3 separate regions of the Homo sapiens genome follow, and regions 2 and 3 are each linked to region 1. The links are chromatin contacts, found by POLR2A ChIA-PET in ENCODE. All regions are on one chromosome and are shown on one strand. Each heading gives the region's core, a stretch centred on a gene start or an enhancer-like site at or near the end of the contact. The rest is flanking DNA. Distances are from core to core; before and after follow the strand shown.

The links. ChIA-PET counts read pairs that join two places held with the same protein, here RNA polymerase II (POLR2A).
Region 2: POLR2A ChIA-PET joins it to region 1 with 10 read pairs in MCF 10A. The contact joins the promoter of PPP1R2 here to the enhancer-like site in region 1. POLR2A ChIA-PET finds 5 or more read pairs at or near these places in 3 of 52 experiments (MCF 10A, WTC11 and activated T-cell).
Region 3: POLR2A ChIA-PET joins it to region 1 with 26 read pairs in PC-9. The contact joins two enhancer-like sites. POLR2A ChIA-PET finds 5 or more read pairs at or near these places in 4 of 52 experiments (HEK293T, IMR-90, MCF 10A and 1 more).

Annotation. Positions count from the first base shown.
Region 1 is chr3:195,184,323-195,187,077 of GRCh38, reverse strand. The region is part of intron 2 of XXYLT1 (xyloside xylosyltransferase 1); the gene reads left to right. Among named protein-coding and RNA genes, the nearest start is that of XXYLT1-AS2, 38 kb to the right of the region's middle. RefSeq lists an enhancer at 1,641-2,755. Within about 2 kb of position 1,362, at least 5 of the 41 ENCODE cell types and tissues checked have a DNase peak (open chromatin) inside an H3K27ac peak, as active enhancers do; they include PC-9, where a contact is called at or near this core.
Region 2 is chr3:195,541,964-195,544,718 of GRCh38, reverse strand. PPP1R2 (protein phosphatase 1 regulatory inhibitor subunit 2) reads left to right here and starts at 1,394. Exons shown (of 6, transcript NM_006241.8): 1 at 1,394-1,815. The coding sequence starts at 1,694. RefSeq lists a silencer at 1,183-1,422.
Region 3 is chr3:194,869,534-194,872,288 of GRCh38, reverse strand. No RefSeq gene overlaps it. Among named protein-coding and RNA genes, the nearest start is that of LINC01972, 100 kb to the right of the region's middle. Within about 2 kb of position 1,393, at least 28 of the 41 ENCODE cell types and tissues checked have a DNase peak (open chromatin) inside an H3K27ac peak, as active enhancers do; they include PC-9, where a contact is called at or near this core.

The DNA of each region.
Region 1 (2,755 bases), core at 113-2,612:
ATTAAAAATATAAAAATTAGCTGGGCACGGTGGTGGGCACCTGTAATCCCAGCTATTCAGGAGGCTGAGGCAGGAGAATCACTTGAACCCAGGAGGTGGAGGTTGCGGTGAGCCGAGATCGCGCCACTGCACTCTAGCCTGGGTGACAGAGCAAGAGTCTGTTTCAAAAAAAAAAAAAAAACTTCAGCCAGTGTTGTGGGTTAGAGGGCCCAGGTCCGTGGAGAGGTTATCACCAGCACTTCACTCACTCAGCAAAGATTTATTCAGTTTCACCTGTGAGCCAGATCTTGCCTAGGTGCTAAGGACATGGGGGTTAGAAAAACAGATGGGGTCGGTCTCTGTCCTCATGGAATGTACAGTGAAGATAGACATTAAGCAGATAATGGGAACAGCTGCAATAAGGGCAACGAAGGGGAAGTCCAGGTGCTGCCCGAGTGGGGGATTCAGGGTGTGTGGGGGGGGATTGTTACTAAAGACTTCCTCCAGACAGTGACATTTAAGGTGAGACAAGTGGGTGGGACTTAGCCAGGCCAAGACACGGAGGAAGAAGAGTGAGGCCGAGAGCATATTGAGTGGAAAAGCTTTGTGGGTGGAAGGAGCTTGATGTGCCCCAGAAGCTGAAGCCTTAGCTGCCTGGAGCACACCCCGGTCAGGCTATTCAGGGCCTTGAAAGCTGTGCGAGGGATTGGGGACTTTATCCTGGGGACAGTGGGATTTGCAACCACTGGTGGCATTTTAACCAATGGAGTAATATGGTTTGCATTTTCATCCAGTGACTTAAGTACTTTTGCATGCGTTCTTCTGTGGGATGGACCTGAAAGAATGGTCTGGACTTGAGGATCCCTGGAGAGCACAGTGAAGCTCAACGAAGAGTTCCAGTTGTTGGGTTGTGGTGAGGGAACCAGCAATGGAAGGTTTTGAAGAGGGGAATGACATGTCTGGGAGCAGCTCTGTGGTGGCTTTCAAAAGTTCTGGGGAAACTTGATCATGTAGCAGAAGGCAGCTGAGGAGGCGGTCCAGGCACTTAGGAGCACAGTGGCCTGGACTTCTTAGGTGAGAGGGGAGGTTGAGAGCTCGTGGTAGGTGTTGCAGGGACCCTAGAGCCAGAAAGCTGTGGACTGGTCTTCAGAGCTTGAGGGCCAAGGGAGCAGGAAGCCTTCACAGGAAAAGAAAGGTCTGAGTGAAAGTGACTGAAGAGAGGTGGGAAAGGGAAGGGAGAGGCCTCTGGTCTTGTTGTGCAAGGAGAGGGAGTGTCCAGGTATGTAGATGGGGTGTGAGCCTCTTTTAGAGAAGTAAGGGTTGGGCTCACTTGCAAGCACTCAGGAAGGACCGGAAGGAAGAAAGTGAAGATGCCGTCCCCATTGTGTCCCTCAGCGCCCAGAGGGTGTGTCGACCTGCTCCTCAGGCCAGGCCAGCCCAACACCTGTGACTAACATGACCTCAGAGTCTAAAATAATGTGTGCCACAGCTCTGAAGTCAGAAGGCTGATTTTTATAAATCAGCACAAATTGACCTTATTACCCATGGTCCTTCAGTGACCTCAGAAATCAAAGTGAAAAAAAAAAAAAAAAAAACCCAGCCCTAAACCTCTCTGGACCAAAGTTTTGCTCCTGAAGCAGGACCCCAAAATACTAGTGGCCTATTTTCTGCTGAAGTCTCTCTGTCCTCATGGTTCTGGAGAATGTCCTTTCAGTATCTTTATTCCTCCCCCATTTCACTGCAGATGTGCTCCAAGTTTCATGTTCCAGCAATCAGATGACCACGATGGAATATTCCCTGAGCTGGTGTTTCCAGTCTTTAGTCTAAGTTCTAAGACACTGAGCATTCCAAAACCCCTACTGTTCTGTTTCCCAGAACAGACCTTTCTTCCCTATTCTCCAGCACCCTCTGTTCCTTCCCCTTTCCTTTCCTTTTCTTTTTCTTTTTTCCTTCCTTCCTTCCTTCCTTCCTTCCTTCCTTCCTTCCTTCCTTCCTTCCTTCCTTCCTTCCTTCTTCCTTCTTTCCTTCCTTTTTTCTTTAATGGGAGTGAGGTCATTTGTGGAGCTGTCACTGCTCTGCAAGAGGGCAGGCATGAGGGGTGCCAGGCCCTCCTGACTTCTACCTTCTGATTTGTATGGTTTGTAAAATGAGCTGTATAAATGCCCAACATTTGATCAAACGAAACTGAAAGGATGATTGATGATGCGGGGATCAAACTTACCATTTGAATGTAGACCATTTTATTGGTAAAGATGAATGAGAATGATTTGGCCTGAAAGGGAACTTCAGATTTTTTTCCTAATTGAAGTAGTCACTTCTTTCAGAATGCTAAGTTCCCTGGAATATTTTCCCAGCCTACTGTGTCTATGATAGACTCAAATATTGGAAGTTTTACCGGCTGTGTGTGGGGTGGGGAAGGAATTCTGTTGGTTCTCCGGTGAGTCCTGAAGAGACCTTGTTTCTGGGTAAGTAGACCTAATCAGGGAGACTTAAATGTTTCTTGGGGGGGTTCTTCCAAACCATTTTGAGGATTTTCTTAAACTTCCAGAATTAGGAGGCCATTTATTAAGATAGTCTGAGGTATGGTGTCAGCCAACAAGGTGAGTTGGGATTTTAATCATGGTTTCAGTTTAAAGGCAAAGGTTTAATCATGTTTTCGGTTTAAAGATCATGCCGTTCAGTTAGCCCTTTGTTATGATCTAAAGGTGTTTGACAGCTTGAAATCCAAAAGGAGGTCAACTGAGGTATGGAGAGCTCCACATATTGGGCTAAAAGC
Region 2 (2,755 bases), core at 145-2,644, 360 kb before region 1:
CTTCCAGCTCACTTCCCCTCCATTATCTCCATCCACATCCATTCCCATACTGAGGCCCTGTTCTGTGCCAGGAACTCATCTAGGAGCTAGGGGCTCGGGGCCAGACGATAAAAACAATCGTTTTCAGAACCCTACAGTCATCCCTGAGGGGCAGAGTCCTAAGGACACAGAACAGGGTCATCCTCAAAAGGCACAGAGCCTGTGTTAAAGAAGATGAGACTGTGGTCCAGAGATGAGCCATGGGAGTGAAACTGCTGCTATAGGGGCTAGATAGGGGAAAACGCTTCCTCTCACCCCCCACAGCAGTGGACAGACATTGCTGGGAGCGAGGTGTCAGCTCAATCTAAGAACTCCCAGAGTCAGAGCTGTCCAAAAACAAAATGAGTTACACGGGGGTGTGGCGGGCTTCTAGCCCCTGGGGTTGTTGGAGAAACAGGCTGAATAGCCACCTTATGGGCCTGCTTGACAAGGTCCCTTCCAGGACCAGTGGTCTGTGAATCCGCAGGGGCTGGTCCACCGGAGGGGCCAGTTCTGGGTGGCTCAGTCTGCTGTGCTCTAACCTGTGGTGAGGACGATAAAAAGGCCTGATCAAGAAAGAGTCATGGAAAAGAGCCTGGTGATGAGCGAGCTGCGGACTGGACTTGGGAGAGGGAGGGAAGGGAGTGTACAGGGACCATAACAAATACCACACACGAGGTGGCTTTAAGCAATGGAAATGGGCTCTCCGTTCTGCAGGCTTGAAGTCCACATCAACCTGCGGCAGAGTTGGTTCCCTCTGTGGGGGGAACCTGTCGCGGCCTCTGCGGGCCCAGGAGGTCCTTGGCTGGGAGATGTGTCCCTGCCGCCCTCCCGTCTCCTGCGCTCTCTGCCTAGACGGGTTGTGCGACGGCGGGGGTCGCTGCCCGTCTGTCCGTCGGCTTCTCCAGCGGTAAAAGGAGGTGAGGCGATTCCAATGCAGACATTCTATGATTTCATAATAGGCCTCTAAGGACCACTCCAATGCTGGCAGTCCATGCTTTTATAATAGGCAGTTCGGCTGTTTACACGGGCGAAATGGAAAGAGGAGATACCCGTTTTCTTCAAGTCAGCTAACCTCTCTGCGGAGTGACGTCACCTCGAGTCTCAGTCTGCTGATCTAAAAAATAAAAATAACACTACGGCCTCACAAGGTGGTGGGACGAGGGTGCTCGAGAGACGCGCGGGTCCGGGAAGCAGCAAGCCCGGGCGCTCTCCCGCAGGTTCTCAGAGACAGCTCCCGCCTCCCAGCGCCGCGCGGGGGCGGGGCGAGCAGCCCGGGCGGGACGGAGGGGGCGGGGCGAGGAGGTCGGCTTTGTTCTCGCCCCGCCCTCTCCCCGCCTCCTCCCTAGATATCGCGAGAGGGCGGGTCCGCTTGGCTTCGGCGTCGCGTCGCTCCTGCGCTGGAGCTCTAGGCCGGCGTCTCTCCGCGAGCCGCGGGTCAAGTGCCAGTGGCTAAGGGTGCGCGAGTAGCCGCCACCCGTTCGGCGTTGGCTCTGGCGTCGGGGTCGTTGTGTCGTGACAACCGCTGCGGTAGCCGTTTCCGAGGCAGCAGTTGCGGCCGCTTTAGCCCTGAGCGGGATCTGCGGCTGCCTGCGAGTCTCTGCTGTGCCGACCCTTCTCTTCGCGGACCCCACGCCAAGCAGCGACCCTGAGCCGACAGCCGGAGCGCCCGGCAATGGCGGCCTCGACGGCCTCGCACCGGCCCATCAAGGGGATCTTGAAGAACAAGACCTCTACGACTTCCTCTATGGTGGCGTCGGCCGAACAGCCCCGCGGGAATGTCGACGAGGAGCTGAGGTGAGCGCTGGGAGGGACGGCCTGGGAGCCCCTCCTTCCCGCCGGGCCCGTTACCTACCCAGACCCCAGGGGCGGGCGGGCGGCGTGGATGCGGCTCGGGTGCCGCTCGAGTCTCTTCTCCTGCCCGGCTAGCCGCGGGTGGGAGCGATCTTTAAGAAGGCTGGGCGATGACGTTTATCATGCTTCCTTTTTTTTTTTTAAGCATTTGGGCATATATAATATTTTTAAACATCATCTTTGAACTTTCTGTAATCGGGAACATCAAAGAATGAAATTGAAGCTTCAGATCTTCGACTGTTAAGCTTTTACTATTTCTTAACCTCATCTCTGAGGTATCTAAAATTCTTCGATAATTACAGTGTATTTTCTTGCTTTGGGAACCCTTTAAGATCTAGTCTCAAGCTAATAGGCGATCCGTCAAAGAAGAGACCATTTCCCCCATTAGCATTGTGCCACACTGTATTTCTGCATCTGCAACCAGAGTTTTGGGTGCTTTCTAGTTTTTGTTCCTGTTCAGAGATAGATCTAAGCTCAAAACAGTTCAAAGAGGAGCAACTTGAAATGACCCAGTGGTAATTTAGTTGCTCTTGCATACGCTAAAGATACACATGTAAAAAGTTGTTGACCTGAGCATTGTATGTAATATTTATAATATAATTGGAAACGACCGGAAGTCCATTAGTAAGAGCTGGTGAAATATTAATTACGGTACGTTTGTATAATGGAACAATATACTAGCCTTTAAAAAAAGAAAGGTAGGCGTTTATGCACGGAGAAAATGTTGCAGTACAGTATCTGTAGTGGGTTAGAAGTGCACGGGGGCTTGGGCGTTGCAAGATACTAAAAATAGAAGGACTCTACTTTCTGAAAATAAGGCTTAAGAAAAGTTACCATTGAAATTGGTAGTCAGAAGCTAAAATGAGGATGTTTGTGAAATCTC
Region 3 (2,755 bases), core at 144-2,643, 310 kb after region 1:
CTCCTACACACAGTCATCCCACGTAATGGACACCCACTCCCTGCCAGGTGCCAGATGGGTGCCAGTGACATGCTGATGTCCTGGACAGATGTGATTCCACCCCCACACAGTTCAATCACCCGATATGAGCTGTGTGACCTTGGGTGAGTCCGTGGCTCTCTGTGTCTGCTTCCTTCTTTCCAGGCCTTTCTCTGACACTGAGGCCTTCTCTGGTCTGTGATTTGTGGTTAAGCCAACGCCTAAATGCCACAGAGGCGAGGCTGCAATTCTAGCTGCAGCCCAAGGACAATCAGATTCAATGCCTGTTCCTCCCACGTGACTGTAAAACACCACTTCCCCAAGCCTAATTTATTCATTTTCTATTTTAAAAACCATAACCAAAATCAAGCCCCAAATATTTGCCTAATGGCCATGTCATTGACTGGCCAAAGCATTGAGCTGCCCACCAGTCAGCAGCGGAACCGGCTCCTCCCTCACTGTGGAAACCAGCCCCACAGCAAAGTCTGACCTGCCCAGGCCCTGCCGGCCCCGCCCGGGACTAGAACAGTGAGTGGGGTGGCCCAGGGTTTCTCCCCGGGGCAGTGTCCTCAGCAGGAGCCCGGCGCTAAGCTGTCTGTCTTAGCAGAGTGAGACTGCCTTCTGCAGACGGCGTGCTCACACAGGCAGCCTCCCTGGCAGCATCCTGGCTGGCCTCCTGTGAGTCAGAACAACTGTGATCACTCCAGGAGGCCCATCTGGAACGGCTTAGGTGCTGGGAGGGGTCTTCTGGGCTGGTCTTGAACCTGTGTTTGCATAGCAAACACACTGCTTTCATTTATATTGTATGTTATAAATCAATACAAATAGCAATCTTCCATAAAATGCAGGTATTCATACTTTACACAAGAATGTGAGAACAGAGTGTCCCCATGGAAGATGATTACGCTGACACTGTGTTGGGTGCCTTGGGGTGGAGATTTGGGCAGTAATTCTAAAGGTCTCCCTCCTGAATGAGCCATCAGAAGCAGCCCCTGGGAGGGACCCTGTGTGGCACCACTCTGAGCTTTAGTTTCTTTATCTGGAAAACTGCAATCAAAGTCCCTGTTTGCACACAACTTTTTAGAATCAAATCAAACAAGCGAACAGGTATAAAGCTTTTCATGAGGTGTGAAGTTCTCATACACGAGGAGAGTGTCTTTGTTGTTTTTATTGCAATCTGGTTACCCAAAGGGAACCAACACGGTAAAGCAGGTTTGCCACAAATTCCTCTTGGAAGCTTCTTCCAGTTTCTCCCATTCCCCACCCTCTCCTGCGGAGTCTGAGGATGGTACCTGGCAGCCTGTGTGAGTTGACTCAGCAGCACACGCCCGCTCAGTTCATGACCTCAGATGTCCCTCAGAATCTGCTGCGCTAAATCCAGTTTGTTCCAACTCCTCTTTGGACAAGAATGTGAGTTTGCACTTGTGCCATGAATTAGGTGATAAAAGGGGGCTGGGCAGGACTGAGTCTTAGTATAGCTCTGGGCTATGATTCTGGCCACAGAGTTCAAGCTTCATTGTTCCCAGGAACCTAGGGGCTCAGGACTTCAGAAATCCTCAGCAATGGCTGCAGTGTCTGCAGTGACAGCCAGTGCACGTCCCTCGCCTGCAGCAACATGAAACACACACAGGCCTCGGCCTCCTCAGTCCTGTTCCTGATGCCCGGCTTACCTACCTGAGACCCGGTCCAGGAGTGTCTAAGGACACCCAGTGCTTCTGGGCTGGGCTGGGGCCTAGAGCGACTCCAGTCACCCCTTTCATTTTATAGGTGGAAACCAGATGCCCAGAATGAGAAGGGACTCACCTGGGTCACGGATGAGTTTGTGGTTGTGAGAATATTAACTGCCAGGCTCAGCTGGGTTAAATGGTGTCCTCGGAATTACCCGGTACCTGTGAATGTAGCCTTATTTGGACATAGGGTCTTTGCAGATGTCATTAACAAGTCAAGGTCGTACTGGATTACTGTAGGCTCTGAATTTAATGACTGGTGTCCTTGTAAGAAGGCCACGTGAAGACAGACACACTGAAGGTAGAAGGCTGTGTGACAACAGAGGCAAAGACTGCAGTGATGCAGCCGCAAGCCAAGGAATGCAGGGAACCAACGATCACCAGCAGCAGTGAGAGGCAAGGGAGGGTTCCTCCTTAGAGCCTTCCCAGGGAGCAGGGCCCGGCCACAACTCCAGACTTCTGGCCTCTAGAAGTGTGAGAGAAGGAATTTCTCTTGTTTTAAGCCACGCAGTTTGTGTACTTTGTTACGAGAACCCTGGGAACCGAATACACAGGCCAAGGCCCTCTCTGCTGTTTCCTGGAGCAGCAGTGACAGGGATGCGACTCACCTCATGGAGTGCCACGCTGAGCCTGAGCTAAGCAGCTGACATACATCATCTCAAGTAATCCTCCTGAGAAGCGCAGGAAACGATTATTATTATCCCACAGCAGCTCCCAAGGCAGGGTGCTTTTTTCAAACTGTAATTTTGAATAGTAATATAGTCATATATTTATATTTTATAAAAATATGAAAGCTCCCAAAGGGTGAGACACACAGTGAAAGGTCTCTCTCACTCCACCCCATCCCCTGCTAGCCGGTTCCCTCCTCTGGGGGAGCCATTGTCACCAGAGTCTTGCAGAGTCTTCCAGAGCTGTTCCATAAGCAAACCTGCAAATAAGCTAAAATATCCTCCCGCTTCCAAACACACAACTTTTGAAAACACAAATGTGATATATACTATACAGACGGT